Linked DNA regions of Homo sapiens: region 2 is linked to region 1. Evidence: chromatin loops called from intact Hi-C (ENCODE). Cell type or tissue: mammary epithelial cell. All regions are shown on one strand. Each heading gives the region's core, and the rest is flanking DNA. Links, peaks and the distances in the headings are about the cores only.

What was found. Peaks named below come from ENCODE experiments on the same cell type or tissue, not always from the same donor. Only the 100,000 strongest peaks of a DNase experiment are listed, where the experiment ranks them.
Region 2: it touches region 1 in a loop (25-fold over the local background); 3 of 110 quality-filtered maps call a loop at or near these places.

What each region holds. Positions count from the first base shown.
Region 1 is chr14:41,581,701-41,591,462 of GRCh38, forward strand. It overlaps LRFN5-DT (LRFN5 divergent transcript), which reads right to left. Exons shown (of 2, transcript XR_001750740.3): 1 at 8,990-9,762; 2 at 1,945-6,587. Among named protein-coding and RNA genes, the nearest start is that of LRFN5-DT, 6.8 kb to the right of the region's middle. In mammary epithelial cell, for the core only: no CTCF peak of the experiment used is centred there; no DNase peak of the experiment used is centred there; H3K27me3 peaks cover 147 bases.
Region 2 is chr14:41,275,652-41,285,413 of GRCh38, forward strand. No RefSeq gene overlaps it. Among named protein-coding and RNA genes, the nearest start is that of LRFN5-DT, 310 kb to the right of the region's middle. In mammary epithelial cell, for the core only: a CTCF peak has its summit at 5,311; no DNase peak of the experiment used is centred there.

The sequences.
Region 1 (9,762 bases), core at 737-8,736:
TGCAGAATTTGAACTCAAACTATCTAATGACAAACAAAGCCTGCAATGTTAACCTATATGATATTGTTAGCCATGAAACAATTATCAATGAAAGAAATTTATTTAGGATGAAAGATGGCTAGTGTCTTTCCTAGTATACAAAAGATAGACATATATGTAGCAACACGTGTCTATCTTTTGTATACTAGGAAAGATACTATGTCTTTATACTAGTGAATATATAGATATTTGCTTAGAATAATTTAATTTAGTGGATGTCAGAGTTTCTCTAATGATTAAAGTTCTATTCGCCATAATATAGTAACTTCGGATGAGGTTTGGAAGTAGACGTTTGTCAAACATATCTGGTGGCTGGTTAATTTAAACACATTCTTGTGGCTGTTAGAGGCTTAAGTCTGAATTTTTTAAGTTGTTTCCTTAGTGATTCAACAAAATGCAGTGTAATCTAAATAAACAAAAGGCAATGTTTTATTAAAGACATTCAAACAAAATATTAGTATTGTTTTTTATATTTTTATGAAAGAATGAAAATATGAAAATTATTGTTCATTCAGATATATAATAAAATAATATTTATGGTTGGGAGAGAGACCTTCAGGACTAAAGCAATAATTTATAAATTTAGGATGAATTTATACTTTTTCTTTTTTTATTTTAAATATTTGCAGATTTTCTTTTATTTTAATTATACTTTAAGTTTTAGGGTACATGTGCATAACTTGCAGGTTAGCTACATATGTATACATGTGCCATGTTGGTGTGCTGCACCCATTAACTCGTCATTTAACCTTACGTATATCTCCTAATTCTATCCCTACCCCCTCCCCCAACTCCACAACAGGCACCTGTGTGTGATGTTCCCCTTCCTGTGTCCATGTGTTCTCATTGTTCAATTCCCACCTATGAGTGAGAACATGCAGTGTTTGGTTTTTTGTCCTTGCGATAGTTTGCTGAGAATGGTGGTTTCCAGCTTCATCCATGTCCCTACAAAGGACATGAACTCATCCATTTTATGGCTGCATAGTATTACATGGTGTACATGTGCCACATTTTCTTAAACCAGTCTATCATTTGTTGGACATTGTTGGACATTTGTGTATATGTGCCACAATAAACATACATGTGCATGTGTCTTTATAGCAGCATGTTTTATAATCCTTTTAGTATATACCCAGTAATGGGATGGCTGGGTCAAATAGTATTTCTAGTTCTAGATCCCTGAGGAATCACCACACTGACTTCCACAATGGTTGAACTAGTTTACAGTCCCACCAACAGTGTAAAAGTGTTCCTATTTCTCCACATCCTCTCCAGCACCTGTTGTTTCCTGACTTTTTAATGATCACCATTCTAACTGGTGTGAGATGGTATCTCATTGTGGTTTTGATTTGCATTTCTCTGATGGCCAGTGATGATGTGCGTTTTTTCATATGTCTGTTGACTGCATAAATGTCTTCTTTTGAGAAGTGTCTGTTCATATCCTTTGCCCACTTTTTGATGGGGTTGTTTGATTTTTTCTTGTAAATTTGTTTGAGTTAATTGTAGATTCTGGATATTAGCCCTTTGTCAGATGAATAGATTGCAAAAATGTTCTCCCATTCTGTAGGTTGCCTGTTCACTCTGATGGTAGTTTCTTTTGCTGTGCAGAAGCTCTTTACTTTAATTAGATCCCATTTGTCAGTTTTGGCTTTTGTTGCCATTGCTTTTGGTGTTTTAGACATGAAGTCCTTGCCCATGCCTATGTCCTGAATGGTATTGCCTAGGTTTCTTCTAGGGTTTTTATGGTTTTAGGTCTAATGTTTAAGTCTTTAATCCATCTTGAATTAATTTTTGTATAAGGTGTAAGGAAGGGATCCAGTCTCAGCTTTCTACATATGGCTAGCCAGTTTTCCCAGCACTGAAGAAAAACAATAATAACAACAACAACAAAAAGTGAAAACCATATACCTATATATAGCTTTTATTAATATTAAATTTTGTTTAAGTATACTTTAACGGTACACACTTATTGTATGTCAGATACTCTTCTACGTGTTCAAAAATATAACCTTACTCATCTTTATACCCACTGTGCGGTGGCTATTGTAATCTGCATACTACAGATGAAGTAACTCAGAGAAATTAAACTACTTTCCCAAAGTCATACCACTGAGATGTGGCAGACACTGGAAGTAAAATATCGGTTCTAATTTCCAAGCTTATGATCCTAACCACTATTCTGTCTTGTGTATCTTAGGCTTTTACAACTGTCATCATTTCTCTCTCTTTCACACACATGAGACACTGAGTTACCACTCAACAACTCTAATCACACAATCGATAATAGAATATAATAAAATTTCCATTACTTTCATTTATAGCGTTCAAGTCTTACAAAACCCACAAGTTCAGATATGCTTTGAAGTTTTTGCAGTTGTACGAAAGCTACATTAAATACATATTAGACCCATGCGTTACAGAATAGCGTAAGATTTGTAAGAAATAATTTTGTCGAATACTAATTAACTCTAGGTAGTTTTTAATGCCTGTAATGTATAAAAACAAAGTACAACCATAGTAACGCTAATAATTTTTAGTGGTGATTTTTATTCCAGCTCTTTTAAGTTAGAGATCAAATTATGTGCTGAGTGAAATTTTAAAAATCATCTAGTCTATGTTACTGATAAGGAAACTATAGCTCGGAGATATTATGTGACCTCTCCAAAGACACACAGCCAATTGGCAGCGGAGTTGGAATAATCTCAACATCCCTGAATGCCAGATCAGTTTCTCTTCACTATTTATATGCACAGTTATACAGCTTCTCTGCATGGTTTATATGAATTAACTTACTAATAATATTTTAAATAACAACTGTTAGTAAAAACAGGCACAATCCAAGTCTCTAAATATGTATAACATTTTATTAAAGGGTCAGATAATCCAGGGGCATTATTATAAGGCTGACTTTATATGCAGTTAATGGAAAGGTTGTATTACTCTATAGTGTCTCTTTCTTCCTCTACATATATATAGTTAGATGTATAAGATATATCATATATATGAGAGAGACATATATATAAAGAGAGAGAGAGAGAGAGAGACAGAGTTAAAGTGATGATCCTGCAAGTAAGTTTGCATTACTTATTTAGTTGTACTCCTAAAATCAGCACATACATTTATACATTTCATGGTGTATATTCAGATGTTTTATTACTAAAATTAATTTCAGTAGCTTTCTTAACATTAATCTGTAATAAAGTTTTAAAGTCGTGGTTAACAATGAGAAAACACATTTACTTTCAAATACAGTTTGATAAATGTAATTTTAGAAAACGCTGAGGTGATGAATGTGTTCATTGACTTGATTGTGGTAATTATTTCACAATGTATATATACGTCAAACCATCACATTGTACATTGTGAATATATGCAGTTTTATAAATTCTACCACAAGAAAACTGGTGAAAGGAACACATACATGCTCAGACACATTACACTGTTTTGCTTGGCCATAAATAGGGTGTATACAAATTTGCTTCCAACATCATATGTAATTACCTTTCCATGTTAGATTCCTAGTAGATACTCAGATATTTCAGATAAAATATCAAGAAAAATCACTGATGCTGCCTTGCAAACACCTATCATCAGATATTTGTTCCCTATGTATTCAAGGTTAGAACATTTTAAAATGTAAATAAATTATACATAAACGTAGACATGATGATTAGCCACTTACTGTAACTATAAGAGACAAAGAACTAACATTTCTATAACATTTCATACCAAGTTATTCCTATACACATTTTCTTCAAGAATTTTAAGTTATATAGGCAGATGTCATTTATTTTCCCCATATTTTTGAATAAATATAAAAGAATTGTCATTCATAAAGCATCATGATTACTGGTGATTAACTGGATAAATTAAAAATAACTTATGTGTGTCAATTTTTTAAACTATAGAACAGGGATACAAATGTTCACTTTTCCTACTTCCAAGTGTTTCTACAAATACCAAGATAAGGCAGGAGATAACTAATTGCATACTATAAAGAGTTTTTCTTCCTTATCTCCTTTCCCATATATACAGCATGAGGTAATTACTAAAGTTCTTTCTGTAATAAAAAATTGTATTGCATAAGTGTAAGATAATTATTGACTGCTTATGCGTAGGTTTTCAACCTGGTTTAGAATTTCTCTAGGTTATAATTTATGTGGTGTTAATATTTTTGTCTCTCTCAACATTCATCCTGTAGGATTAAAAAAAAATCTGCTTCTGTTTTTCCAACTTGGATTTACTCAAGTTTAAGTGTGACATACTTTATTCTTCTTCTTGCTTATCTTTAAGAGGAATCAAGAGACTTGTTGGATCTATCAGTGTTTTCAGGGAAGACATAACTAAATAACAACAGAACATATATTTTTATACACATACACACACACACACACACACACACACACACATATTTTTACACTGTTCAGATAAACAACTTCTCTTCTGTAAAGCCTAGGAAGTCTTAGCCCAAAAGCAGAATGTTAAACAATATATACTGATGTTAAAGAAATAATGGATACTTCACCTTATACATATTCCTAGTAAACCAAGATTTTATAGTTGTAGTAATTGAAGCACTTTTAAAATCACAATTTCATTAGATTATAACCCAGCTAAAATATCATTTACAAAGGTTTGGGTCATCATTTTTACTACAAATGATTTTAATCAAAAGAAAATGCTTAGAGGAATGGAACTGACCAGTATTTTTTATAATGCAACAGCTCCCCCATCTTACAGACAAAAGAATATAAACTAGAATTCTTTTTTGATATATAATATTAACAAGGCCTATATCATATAAAGTTAATTAAATTGTATTTTCTTAAGTTCTGTTGGACTTGATATATTTTCTTTTCTCCTGTAAAAAGACAAATCTTATCATGGATATATATTCCAGAAGTATCTGTTATATCTACATAATCTTCTGAGAAGGTAAGAATTCATACAGAACACTGAAAATGATAGCACAGTCGCTAAGATATTTAAAATTCATGTTGTAAGGATGAATAAATGCAGTATCCTGGATATTCTAAGTTTTTTTTAGCATGTTCTGAGAAAATACTTTTTCCACTTATCTCTTTGTGTGCTTTAAACTGATGTGTTTCTATTTGCAGTCTTTTTAAACATTTTCTTATATTTTGGTCATTTAATAAAGTATTTAGAGATTTCTCTTCAAAATTAGTTTGACTCGATATTTGAGCAAATATTTATTCTCCATTTTTAGTCTTGCAAAAAGCTAAAGAAAATGCTTAAGCAATTTACCTCAGATCTCCTTTATAATGATTACATAAATAATCCAATTAAAAATCCTAAAAGTTATTTACTTAAGACAACTCAGGTGAAAGGATTATTTTTTGACATTCTAGAAATTGTATCTGCATATTTATAAACTAATATTTCTGAGATGACTTTTCCATAATATACAAATTAAAATTCTCACTCTTAAAAGTTCCATTGGGCTCTATATACTACAGAGTTTTTCTGTATTTCATTAGTATAAAACAAACACAAATGATATGAGAGCCAGGAAAAAAATGCCTACCACATATAATAGTATAATGAATAAATTAAGAGAGAATTACAGATTTTTTTAAATTTTACTATGTAGGTATTTAGCCTACTGAAAGTAAAGCAAATTTTTTTGAAAATTCATATTTTAACATTAAGTCCACATTAACATGATTCCATTTCGGAAAAACCCCCACCTTACCCCGACACCATCTCCACCAAGATTTCTTGAGAGCATTTGGCAGAGAATATATTGGTCAAAGTTCTTGAATATTTAATAGATACATATGAGGACACTTTTAGAATGCCGTAGCCAGTGGTATACTGGGACCAGCGTGTTGGCTAGCTGAAACCAGTTATGCACATTTCTTCCCAAATCTGTATTCACTGATGTGATTTTCACCAAATCCATGCCAACATCTATTGTTTTCTGACTTTTTAATTGTGGACATTCTTGCGGGAGTAAGGTGGAATCTCACTGTGGTTTTAATTTGCATTTCCCTGGTGACTAGCGATGCTGTATTTTTTTTTATGTTTATTGGCTGTTTGTATATCTTCTTTTGACAATTGTCTATTCATGTCCTTTGCACACTTTTTAATGGGATATTTGAATTCATTTATTTGTTTGAGTTCCTTGTAAATTCTGGATACTAGTCCTTTGTCAGATGCATAGTTGGTGAATATTTTCTTCCATTCTGTGGGTTTTCTGTTTATTCTTCTGATTATTTATTTGGTGTGCAAAATCTTTTCAGTTTAATTGAGTCCCATTTATTTATTTTTGTTTTTGTTGCATTTTCTTTTGGTGTCTTAGTCATGAATTCTTTGCGTAAGCCAACATTTAGAAGAGTTTTTCTGGTGTTATCTTCTAGAATTTTCAAGGTTTCAGGTTTTATATTTAAGTCTTTGATGCATCTTGAGTCGATTTTTGTATTAGGTGAGAGCTGGGGATCCAGTTTCATTCTTCTACATGTGGCTTACCACTTTTTCCAGCACAATTTACTGAATACAGTATCCTTTCCCCAATATATGTTTCTTTGCTGCAAAAGAAAAGATACTTAGACATATACTTAACCAAGGGTGTGAAAGATCTCTACAAGAAAAATTACCAAAAAAAAAACAAACAAAAAAAAACTGCTGAAAGATATCACAGATAATACAAACAAATGGAAACACATCCCAAGATCATGGATGGAAAGAACTGATATTGTGAAAATGACCATACTGTCCAAAGCAATCTACAGATTCAATGCAATTCTGAACAGAATACCATCATCTTTCTTCACAGAACCAAAAAATAAAAAACCAAAAACCTCCTAAAATTCATATGGAACAAAAAATGAGCATGAATAGCCAAAGCAATACTAAGCAAAAAGAACAAATTTAGAGGCATCACATTACCAATTGTGCTACAAGGCCATAGTAACCAAAACAGCATGGTACTGGTATAAAAATAGGAAAGTAAACCAATGGAACATAATAGAGAACCCAGAAATAAAGCCAAATACTTACAACCAACTGATCTTCGACAAAGCATACAAAAATATAAGATGTGCTTTACAATTCAAAAAAATGAAAATTGTTTAATATTTAAATGAAAGTAATATAAATTTGGAATATCTGTTTTTCATCAGTTGGTCCTTTTACTATTTATTGTAGGTAAGTTCTAGCCTTAAAAATAGTGGTTCTCAAAATATAAGAAGCACAGAATCACCTGGAAGGCTTGTTAAAACAGATTCCTGAGTTTCTAGTCCAGTAGATCTTGGGTAGACCTGAGAATCTGCACTTCTAAAAATATGGCATTCTAAGGACCACACTTTGTGAACTGCTGCTCTAAAAGTGCAAGTGTTCTAAGTATTGATTTTATCAATGGTAACCACACCGACACTGACAAATCACCCAAATCTTTGACACATGAATGCTAGTTAGTAAACCTCAGTACTTTTAAGAAGTATAATTGAAATCTTATTGAGGTTATTATCCTCAACTAGTTGACCCGCATAATGGAAAACACGAAGAGCTCAGATTGTATTAAAAATAATTTGGATATCTTCTGATATTCAGCAAGTCAAACAACTATTCTGAAGTTGCTATTTCCTATATTATAAAATAATACTCACATAATGTTAATATTTATCCATAAAGTATTTGTCCTTGGAATCAAAGTGTTTGTACTGTTAGAAGAAAGACCTATACCTATCCAAAGTCTACTAAAAATTCTGATAATTGGTGAGGGGAAACCACAGTGTGCTTGAACTGTTTTGTTTTATTTTGTTAGTTTCTAAATTGAATTTTTATTGTGTTTTATCATTTATTTAGTTTTCAAAAATAGTTGTCAACCACTCATTTGCTTACAGATTTTTCTTACGTGGCTTGTTATAATAATACATCTATCACAGGACCTTTGTTTCTCAAAATTAAGACATTTAAAAATTTCACCACATTCCATCATCCTAAATTTAATTTAAAATATCAGTAAGAAAAGTCATACAAAAATAAATGGAAATATTTATGAAAGAGCTTGGACAAGACAATATGTAGCAGCTTCTGTTATTCTTTTAGAAAGAAGTGTTCCTTCTTCTGCTTAGAGTTAATCTCTACTAGATAGGATACCCTACAAACTCCTTAGGTATCTTGCTTCAGCAATTTATTTACTTTTGTCTTACTTCCTTTGTGTTACCATAAGAAAATACCATAAACTGAGTGGCTCATAAACGACGTACTACTATTGATTTCTCACAGTTCTTGAGGCTGGGAAGCCCAAGATCAAGGTCCTAGCAGACGCATTGTTTGGTGAAGGTTGTTTTTTTCATAGATAGAGACCTGATTGTGTTCTCATATGACAGAAAGGACAAAGAAATTTTTTTCGTATTTGAGGCCTCTTTTATAAGGACACAAGTCCCATTCATGAGGACTCTGCCCTCATAACCTAATCACCTCCCAAAGGCCTTAGCTTTTAATATCATGGACTATGAATTGGATGTGATTTGTCTGCACCAAAACTAATGCTGAAATTTAATTGCCAAAGAAACAATATTGGAAGATGGGACCTAGTGGGAGCTGTTTGGGTCAGGGCAGTGAATCCCTCATGAATAGATTAATACTATCACATGGGAGTCATATTTTATTCTTGAGAAACTAGATTAGTTACTTTGAGAGGAGGTTGTTATAAATCAAGGTTCCTCTTCATGTTTGGTCTGTTTATACACATCCACTAACCTTTCCACTTTTGCACCTTGTCTTGATGCTGCACATTGCCCTTACAGAAGCAAATATAACAATTTTTTTGTTATAAACAAAATATAAGCAAAAATAACAGAAGCAGCTATATATAATTATATATTTATATATATATATAATTATATATTTTTATATATATATATATATATATATAATTATAAACTTTAAAATCCAATATTTCCCCCTCAATTCATAGTCATACCCTTTTATTTGCTGCTGAAACTACTTTGATTTTCCTTTAGGAAGTCTTTTTTTTTTTTCATTCATCCTTAGCCATACCTCCATCTTCCATATTGCTGCAGGATTATTCCTTCTAAAATAGAAACCTATATTTATTATTCTGCATGAAACCATTTACTAGCTCCCTGCTGATTATCAGATGAGGTAAAACTCCTTGGTAAAGTATGCAAATCACTCTACGTCTAGAACCAGGCCTCAAAATGATAAGAACCATAAATAAATAAAAACCCACAGCCAATATCATATGACAATAAATGGGCAAAAGCTTGAAGCATTCTTCTTGAAAACTGGAACAAGACAAGAATGCCCTCTCTCACCATCCCTATTCAACATAGTATTGAGGAAATACCACATTTTCTTTATCCAGCCTATCAGCTAAATAATAAGAACATATGGACACACAGAGGGGAACAACACACACTAGGGCCTTTTGGAGGGTAGAAAGTGGGAGGAGGATCAGTATCAGAGGATCAGGAAAAATAACTAAGGAGTACCAAGCTTAATACTTGGGTGATGAAATAATCTGTACAACAAACCCCCATGACAAGTTTACCTATGTAACAAACCTGCACATGTCCCCTGAACTTAAAATAAATGTTAAAAAGTAAAACAAAACAAAACAAAACAAAAAAACCAACATAGTTTTGGAATTCCTGACCAGGGCAATCAGGCAAAAGAAAGAAATAAAGGGCATCCAAATAGGAAATCAAACTATCTCTTTTTGCAGACGCCATG
Region 2 (9,762 bases), core at 500-8,499, 310 kb before region 1:
CAAATGAAATATAAACAATTAGATTTTTATTTTAATTATATATTCCAAAAGCAAAAAAGCACTTAAGTTAATGCATTAACTTGACTGAGATTTAACTGTAAATGTATATGTTGGTCTAAGAATTAATGGGTTTTATATATTTATTCACAAATTCAGAAAGCTGTATAGTTTCACAATACTTAAAGATTAACATTTCAGTTTAATTGCATAGTACAAACTCATAAGTACTTAGCAATTTATTCATCAATAAAAATGGACAAATGGCACAGAATAGAAAACCCAGATATAAGAACTCACATCTACAACTATATGATCTTCAACAAACCTGACAAAAATAAGCAATGGGGAAATCATTTCCCATTTAAAATACGGTGTTAGGATAACTGGCTAGCCATATGCAGAAAATTGAAACTGGACTCCTTCTGTACACCATATACAAAAATTGACTGAAGATGGACTAAAGTCTCAAATGTAGAACCCAGAGCTATAAAAACCTTGGAAGACTACGTAGTCAATACCATTCAGGACATAGACATGGGCAAAGATTTCATGACGAAGATGCCAAAAGCAACTGTAACAAAAGCAAAAATGGACAGATGGGATCTAATTAAACTAAAGAGTTTTTGCACAGCAAAAGAAACTATCAACAGAGTAAACAGATAACCTGCAGAATGGGAGAAAAATGTTGCAAATTGTGCATCTGACAGAAGTCTAATATCCAGCATTTATAAAGAACTTAAACAGATTGACAAGATAAAAACAAACAACCCCATTAAAAAGTGAGCAAAGGACATGAACAGACACTTCTCAAAAGGAGACTTGCATGCATCCGACAATCATGAAAAAAAAAAAGCTCAACATCACTTATCATTAGAGAAATGCAAATCAAAACTACAGTGAAATATCAAATATCATCTCACACCAGTCCAAATGAGTATTATTGAAAAGTCAAAAAATGACGTGCTGGTGAGGTTGTGGAGAAAAAGTAAAGCTTATATACTGTTGGTGGGAGTGTAAATTACTTCAACCATTGCGGAAGACAGTGTGGCAATTCCTCAGAGACCTAAAGACAGAAATACCATTTGACCCAGCAATCCCGTTACTGGGTATATACCCAAAGGAATATAAATATTTGTATTATAAAGACTTATGCATGCATATGTTCATTGTAGCAGTATTTACAATAACAAAGATATGGAATCAATGTAAATGGCCAATGTAAATGGTACACTGGATAAAGAAAATGGGGCACATATACAACATGAAATACTATGCAGCCATAAGAAAGAATGAGGTCATATACTTTGCAAGGACGTGGATGGAGGTGGAGACCATTATCCTTAGCAAACTAATGCAGAAACAGAAAACCAAATACTGCATGTTCTCACTTATAAGTGGGAGTTAAATGTTTAGAACACATGGCTATATAGAGGGCAACAACACACACTGGGACCTATTGGATTGTTGAGGGAGATGATCAGGAAAAATAACTAATGTGTACTAGGCTTAATACTTGGGTGATGAAGTAATCTGTACAACAAACCCACATGATACATGTTTAATTGTGTAACAAACCTGTACATCCTGCACATGTACTTAAAATGAAAGTTAAAAAAAGAAGAAAAAAAATCACTTGATGAATTTTCTATCTTACCACTAAGCCACTAATATGCATGCCTAATTCAGATTCAATACATTTTATTATTAACCATAAAAAATAAAAATAGAAATAATCACTATGCTAAACTATGTGCCCAAATTTTTCCAGAAAGCAATTTATTTGTAATGACTATAAATATACATGTTCTATGCTCAAGGATGCCTTATTTTAAATAAAAAAGTACTTCTTTCTATGTTTTTCAGTTAAAAATAATCAGAAAGACCTATATGAGTTTGAATTATTCCAAATTTGGTTGGAATAAACAACTTGCAAAAGCTTCTGTAAATGTGTAGTCACAAGAGAGCCATCTGGCTCCATGTAATTATACCCATCTTTTATCCAATTCTGAATTTTAAATGTAAAAGCAGGCCCAGGAATATCATACAGATTTGTGATATACACTTGGGGATTGCTGATCCATAAACGAATTAACAGGTTTTATTCATATGGGTGTGTTCCATCTTCATTTATATTTCAAATCAGAAGAGAGTACAGATTCAGAGATTACTGAATGAATTGCTGCTAGTACGAATTTATTTCTGCTGAAGTATTTCAGAGTGACATAAAATAGAAATTAAGACACACATGGGTGTAAGACAAAAAGTAGAATCTGCCTCACTTTTTTTTTTCATGTAAGTACTTTGAATCAAGTTGATAGATGCCTCATGAATAGAAAATAAATTTGTGGCTATTTATTGTAAAAGATCACTGACTTCTGCAGGCCTGCTGCAAAGGATTGAATTTGTTACTGGCATATTATGACCAAATTTGCGTTAGTTTATATTTTTCCTAGATTATCTTTCTTCCTTTTTTAGAATAGTACTTTTCTGGAATAAAGCATTTTTTTTTAAAGTTATGTGATACATGGGCAGAATGTGCAGTTTTGTTGTACAGATATACACGTGCCATGGTGGTTTGCTGCACACATCAACCCATCACCTGCATTAGGTATTTCTCCTAATGCTATCCCTCTCCTAGTCCCCCACCCGCTGACAGGCCCCAGTGTGTGATGTTCCCCTCCCTGTGTCCATGTATTCTCATTGTTCAACTCCCACTTATGAGTAAAAACATGTGGTGTTTGGTTTTCTGTTCTTGTGACAGTTTGCTGAGAATGATCCATGCTTCATCCATGTCCCTGCAAAAGATATGATCTCATCCTTTTTTATGGCTGCATAGTATTCTATAATGTATATGTGCCACATTTTCTTTATCCAGCCTATCATTAATGGACGTTTGGATTGGTTCCAAGTCTTTGCTATTGTGAATAGTGCCGCAATAAACATACATGTGCATGTGCCTTTATAGTAGAATGATTTATAATCCTTTGGGTATATACCCAGTAATGGGATTGCTGGATCAAATGGTATTTCTAGTTCTAGATCCTTGAGGAATCGCCACACTGTCTTCCACAATGGTTGAACTAGTTTACACTCCTACCAACAGTGTAAAATCATTCCTATGTCTTCACGTCCTCTCCAGCATCTGTTGTTTCCTGACTTTTTAATGATCACTATTCTAACTGGCATCGGATGGTGTCTCATTGTGGTTTTGATTTGCACTTCTCTAACAAACAGTGATGATGAGCATTTTTTCATATGTTTGTTGGCTGCATAAATGTCTTCTTTTGAGAAGTGTGTATTCATATACTTTGCCCATTTTTTGATGGTGTTGTTTGTTTGTTGGTTTTCTTGTAAATGTGTTTAAGTTCTTTGTAGATTCTGGATATTAGCCCTTTGTCAGATAGATCGATTGCAAAAATTTTCTCCCATTCTGTAGTTTTCCTGTTCACTCTGATGATAGTTTCTTCTGCTGTGCAGTAGCTCTTTCGTTTAATTAGGTCCCATTTGTCATTTTGGCTTTTGTTGCCATTGCTTTTGGTGTTTTAGAAGTCTTTGCCCATGCGTATGTCCTGAATGGTATTGCTCAGGTTTTCTTCTAGGATTTTTATGGTTTTAGGTCTTACATTTAAGTCTTTAATCCATCTCGAGTTGATTTTTGTATAAGATGTAAGGAAGTGGTCCAGTTTCAGTTTTCTGCATATGGCTGGCCAGTTTTTCCAACACCATTTATTAAATAGGGAATCTTTTCCCCATGAATAGAAACTTTTAACAAAATTTTAACCCTAACACAATAGCATTACAACCATATACACTTTATTGTACAGATTACATATTCTATCTTTATATGGATGACATTGTCAATTGCTCTCTCTCCTGCCTCTACTTGTTACTTCAAATATTTTGTCCTCATAGGTTCTATTTTACAGTATGAATTCTAGTTTGATGCCTTATTCATGTGTTATTAATTGTATAGCCAGTTCATATTATAGTAATTATAGCAATTAATTGTATAGCCAGATCTGAGTGTTAAGGCACTCAGTGTATGAGTAACTTGACCAAATAAAAGTATTTCCAGGATTGTATTATCTTCATTTATTTTCTTAGTAGTTCCATAGTTAAAATTTATACTAATCCATTTACCATAGACATATCCTAAATGGATAATTTAAAATATATACAAAGCTATGTGAATGGATACATTCGTGTATGATATCACCTGTTTATATAAGTATATATTATATTAATAAATTAAAACTAACTTACACGTCCAATAATTCCTGAAGCTTTGAGTAGCAAAGACCCATTCAAATTACGATGACATTTTATATATATATATAGGCATTTAAAAGATTCTTGGTAAAAAGCACATGAAATATATGCATGGAATGTCCTAATTCTTCTGTATGTTTTAACAAATTCAGATGTGTGTTATTTTGTGTCCATGAACACATGTATACACACATATATATGCAGAACACAATATGTGGAAAATGGGAAACAAAGCAAAAGTATTTTCAAACAGCAAATTACAAAAAATGAAATACACAACTCAAATACTTTAAAATTTTAATATGAATTAACAATTAGCTTAAAAAGGTCAAAAAAATTTTTTCCCAAATAATTAATTTTGTTCTTTTTAAAAAGTGAAAGCAAGTTTAATAGAGAAGTAAGGAAACAAAAGAATGACTACCACATAGACAAAGCAGCCCAAATAATTTTCAACAATAAAACATTGCTCTTCAAAGCAGTAGTGGAATTTTATTATTATGCCAAAATAGTATGGAGTGAGAGGCATGCATAGATGAAGACAGAAAGAGAAGAAGGAAGGTGAGGAAAAATGGGGGAGAGAGAAAAGTAGAAGTAGAAACAGAGTGGCAGAGAAATAAAAAATCATTACTAGGAAAAAAGAAAATACGTGATCTATTTTCCCTCCCAGAAAACACATTATGAGAAAAGCAGTTGAGCGTATTGATGTGGGTTCTTACCTAGCAACTTTATGGAGCCTAATACATACTTTTTATTTCTTTGCAAAACTTTTCTTTATAATTGACATGTAAAATTTACTTGTTTATGGGGTACAGTGTGATGTTCCAATGCATGTATACATTATTGTATAATGATCAAATTAGGGTAGTTAGCATGTCCATCACCACAAACCTTTATCATTTGCTTGTGGTGGTAACTTTCAAGATCCTCTTCTCTAGCCATCTTGAAACATACAATACATTGTTATTAGCTATAGTCACCCTACTATGTAATAGTATATAAAGTGTGTAATAGAATACCAGAACTTGGAGTCTGTATTATCCTAAGGAAACTGTAGGAGGCAGCAAAGTCCTTTTTGTAGCTGGGACGCATAAGAAAATTCATTAGAGAGTCCATTGAGTGGTACTTCTGAGATTTCCCAATGCAGAACATCCCATTTGTTTCCAGCTTCAGTCCATTCAAAATAAGAAAGGAAGATTACTAACCTTTATGCTGAGAGTCATTCTGCAGAACCCATCCAGTTTCTTCATGGGCCTGGCTGATGAATTTTAAGGACATAGAAGACGAATCTCAATCTCTACGTCCTTTAGCTTATTCATGGTGACAGTAATCTCTGCCATCCACCCACAGGAAGAAATATTAGTTTTAGCTTACTATTTTGGCTAAGGGAGGAGGCAAGCAGTGTCAGAGGTGGTGGCTATCATGGAATAATCAACTTTAGTGACCAAAAATACTAACATTATGGTCAGAGGTCTGACCAGATGCAATCGGAGGAAACATAGATGCCCCTATGGATGGAGTGCCAACAGGCAGTCTCCAGATGGGAAGAATGTACATCAAATTGTAAGAAGATCACATAGCATAGGAGATACTGGTTTGGCCATCATAGAAGACATGTACAGTCTGCTACAGTAAATTTAAAAACAAAAAACAAAAAACTGAAGAGACCAGGCAAGCACTCTGTAGAGATTTTGCTTTATTTTTTCTAAGAGTAGTAAATACCATTCACATTTTTAAGACAAAATTTGGAAGAAAGAGGCCAAATTTGAGGAGTCAAGAGAATTCAGCATTATCATTTCAAAGGGTGCTACAAGAGATTGTCATGGTGAGGGTTGATGGTAGCTTTGGTCTAGGGGAATAATGGTAGAAATGAAACCCATTGGATTAGACATATATTTAGGAAATAAAACAAAATTTACAAACAGGTTGGATACAGTAGGTACAGGGGACTTAGATATTGTTGATAACCCCTAAGTTTCTGGCAGTACAGAAAAATGAGTGGTGCTGTTGTTTAGATGAGGAGTATGTTTAGATGAGAATTCCTAAGTTTTATTTGCAGATTTATAAGTATGAGGTGTCTTGTAACACTCCACCAGAGGACTAGGTATATTATATTAGTAGAAAGGATAAGACTAGAGATTTAAATAGTTTAAGCAGCTGGGAGTATTTGAAACTTTGGTAAGATTATATCTCTTAGGGAGAGATTACAAAATGAAAAGAGGAGGTCTTCTAGGGTAGAACCTTGACTTTTTTATATTATGTAGTTATCTGTAGATTACTACAAATCTACAAAGAGGCTGATAATGAGAGTGTAAACAGGCAGAAAGGGTTTGTTTATTTTTCCACAGAAGCCTCCTGACTCATATTAATGTTAATATTATATTAACTATAATGTAACTACTTAAATGAACCAATACAATTTAGGAAACTTTCTCTGTAATACAAGTATTTTGCAATAGGTAAATGTATGCTCGTAGGTAGTATATTAGGAAGGTAATCTTAAAAATATGTTTTAATTCAAAAGTATGAACTATGAAGTTTGGACTGTTTTTTCACAAATTTAACTATGATGATAACTTTTCTGAAAGGCACTGAGATTTTTTGTTTATTGGGACAAAATTATGTTCTTGTTTAATATTATAATAAGACATTATTAAAGGTGTAGGTTTGCTCAATTGCCTAAATTTTATTTTAGACTTTTGCCTGACTGTACGTCATTGTTTCATCAACTACAATTACTGAGATCTCTTTATAACCAGGCAATCAACATCAAATGAAGAGTAAATGCAATTTTTAAATTACTATGACTAGTTCTACAGCCTCATGGATAGTTTAAATGCATATTTTAAATTACTCCTTAATGAAATATGAATTATTATTATTAATTTAAAGCTAGGCTAGATGAATAAATGTTTAAAAGATAGAGACATGTAAAGGAGAAATATATACTTGAGAGATGAGAGAGAAACACACATACACACACTGGGGGCAAAGGAAGAGAAACAGAGAAAATACTAGAAATGGATTCACATTTTTGTTAATTTAGTGCCGAGATATTTTGTGTGATTATCAATAGGAAAATGAAATAGTTGAGATCTTAAATTATTGTCAGCATATTTTGGAGCTTGTAAGAATGGATAATGCTTATTAATTCTAATATGTTTGTGAATGGTGTTATGGAAAGGAAACAAAACTGGGAGTCAGTAGGCTTATTTTCTGCTCCTGATTGAGTTATTGACTGTATTTATTGCCAGTAATTGTTTTATGAATATCAGATCCATAGAACAACCACCTAAAAAGAGCTTACCAATCATTTCAGGATTTAAATTTTGTCTAACTTACTTTTTTCCATCATTATCTTATATTCTAAGCTAGAGTTATTGTGAAATTTTGATTGCTTGAACATTTGTAACGTATTGCAAGATTTTATGCTTTCCTGATAAACACTGTGCTTTATGAGAGTAAGGAGTTTCTTTATGCTGATTAACATTCTTTAGCCAGAACCTAACAAACTTATCACATAAATGGCACTGCACAGTTATAAAAGATTTGATGAGTATTTATGACTTTTTACATTCTCACATCTGGAACTTTCAAAAATCCTGCGATGATTTTCTTGTACCATCTTCCTTTCCTCTGGCCACTTCCCTCCCTTTTTCATCTGCTAAATTAATGTGTATTCTTTTTTCACAATTAGTTTTTATTTATGTATAATAATATATTTCTGGAACTTTAACATTAACATGTTCAACTTTGTTGTGATGTTGCCAAGTTGTTCACACCTTACTACTTTAATTTTTCCTTATATATAAATTTCCAATTCTTTCTCTCTCGAATTATTATTTGGAGTGACTCTTCTCCCTACGCTTTTGTCAAAAATCTGGCTCCCGAATGATTAGTAACATAACTTACTGATAAGATCAAGCCGAATGAACATTATCTCACAAAACTTTGGCAGTGTCTCAGAAAATAAAAGGTAAAGTCAGATGTATTAAAAATTGTAAATTTGATTACTAGAAGGCCTTTCAATAAAAGGTCTTGATTAGATTGGAGGAAGCAGCAATGTGAGGCTTTTGCGGCAGATACAAGTGTGTAAGATTCAGTGTCTTTTTTTATTCTCTGAGCCTTGGCTTTGTGTATTTTGTAATTTTCAGGATTTAGGGTTGCAAGAGTTGAGTATCAGATAAAACTAGTTTAGAGAAAATAATATTTTTTACTATTATAACTAAAACTCCAGGGCCAGAGATGGTTTAAAGTACAACTGATTCCATCTTTCCATAATACTGCCCAGATCGAACCTCTTTGTTATTATTTTTCTCACCGCTTTCTTCTGTGTTGCCTGCTATTCTGGACAGATCTCTTAGTATTAATAACTATGGCAGATCCAGCTTAGTATTCTTTCTGTTTCTGGCACAAAGAAAAAGTGAACGTTCCTTTCATTTTGAGGTCAAAACCATCTAAAAAGTGTGCCTTATTGGCTTCGCTTGGTTTACACTTCTGAACTAATCGCTGACAAGAGGATAGAATCTTCTGATAGGCCAGGTATAGTTTACATGTTTATTCCTGAAATTGAAGAAATAAGTGTTTACTTTTGCATCATGTAGACAGAAAACTGAAGGAGTCGTGTCCCTCAACAAAGTAAGATGTTGTTTCCAAAATAAAAGAATTGGACACATTGTAAGCAAAAACAATTTCCAGTTCTAACAATGAAAACTAACAATCAATTACTTTCTTTTTGGGTGCTTACACAATAATCTCTACTTGTACTATCATATTATATTTTAATTGCCTCACTAAGAGCTAAATGACCCAAACTAAACTTGGTCATTATTGTTATCCAAGCATTTATCCAAGTGGCTAGAGTATAGAATCTATAATTATGTGCTTACTGAATGAGTGAATAATTAGATTGAGCAAATAATTGTAACTCTTTTGAAATTACAATTTTCTTTTAAATATTAATAATAGTGACAAATTAATTGGTATAATTGTATTACTATTTTAAATTAGTGTAATTATTATAATCAATATAATAATACTCAACTAATAAATTTGCTGTAGGACTTTCATAAATTATAATAATACCTATAATTTCTTAAATGTCCCCGACCAATAGTAAGCACTAAATAAATGTTAAGGGTTACCAATAGTCATTGCCAAACAGATAAAGTTAGACTGGGAGACCTATGGAACACTAGAATTTTATAGAGATTCAAATTTGCATGAATCCGTATTAGCAGTTTGATAAGTGATAGATAAATGTTTTCAAATGTCTGGAGTTTTGCTTTTAATAAAATTACTTTCTAATGTTGTTTTATAGCATTTCTCTAGAGGAAATTGAATAATATTTTCCTCTAAATCCATGCAGGATAAGTTATCTGGAGTCATTAGAATATAGTATTATGCACAAACAACTAGACAGGAATTCTGTTACAGATGATTAGTCAACCGTAAATTCAGCACCCACCAGATGGACAGCTCCAATGTACCACATGA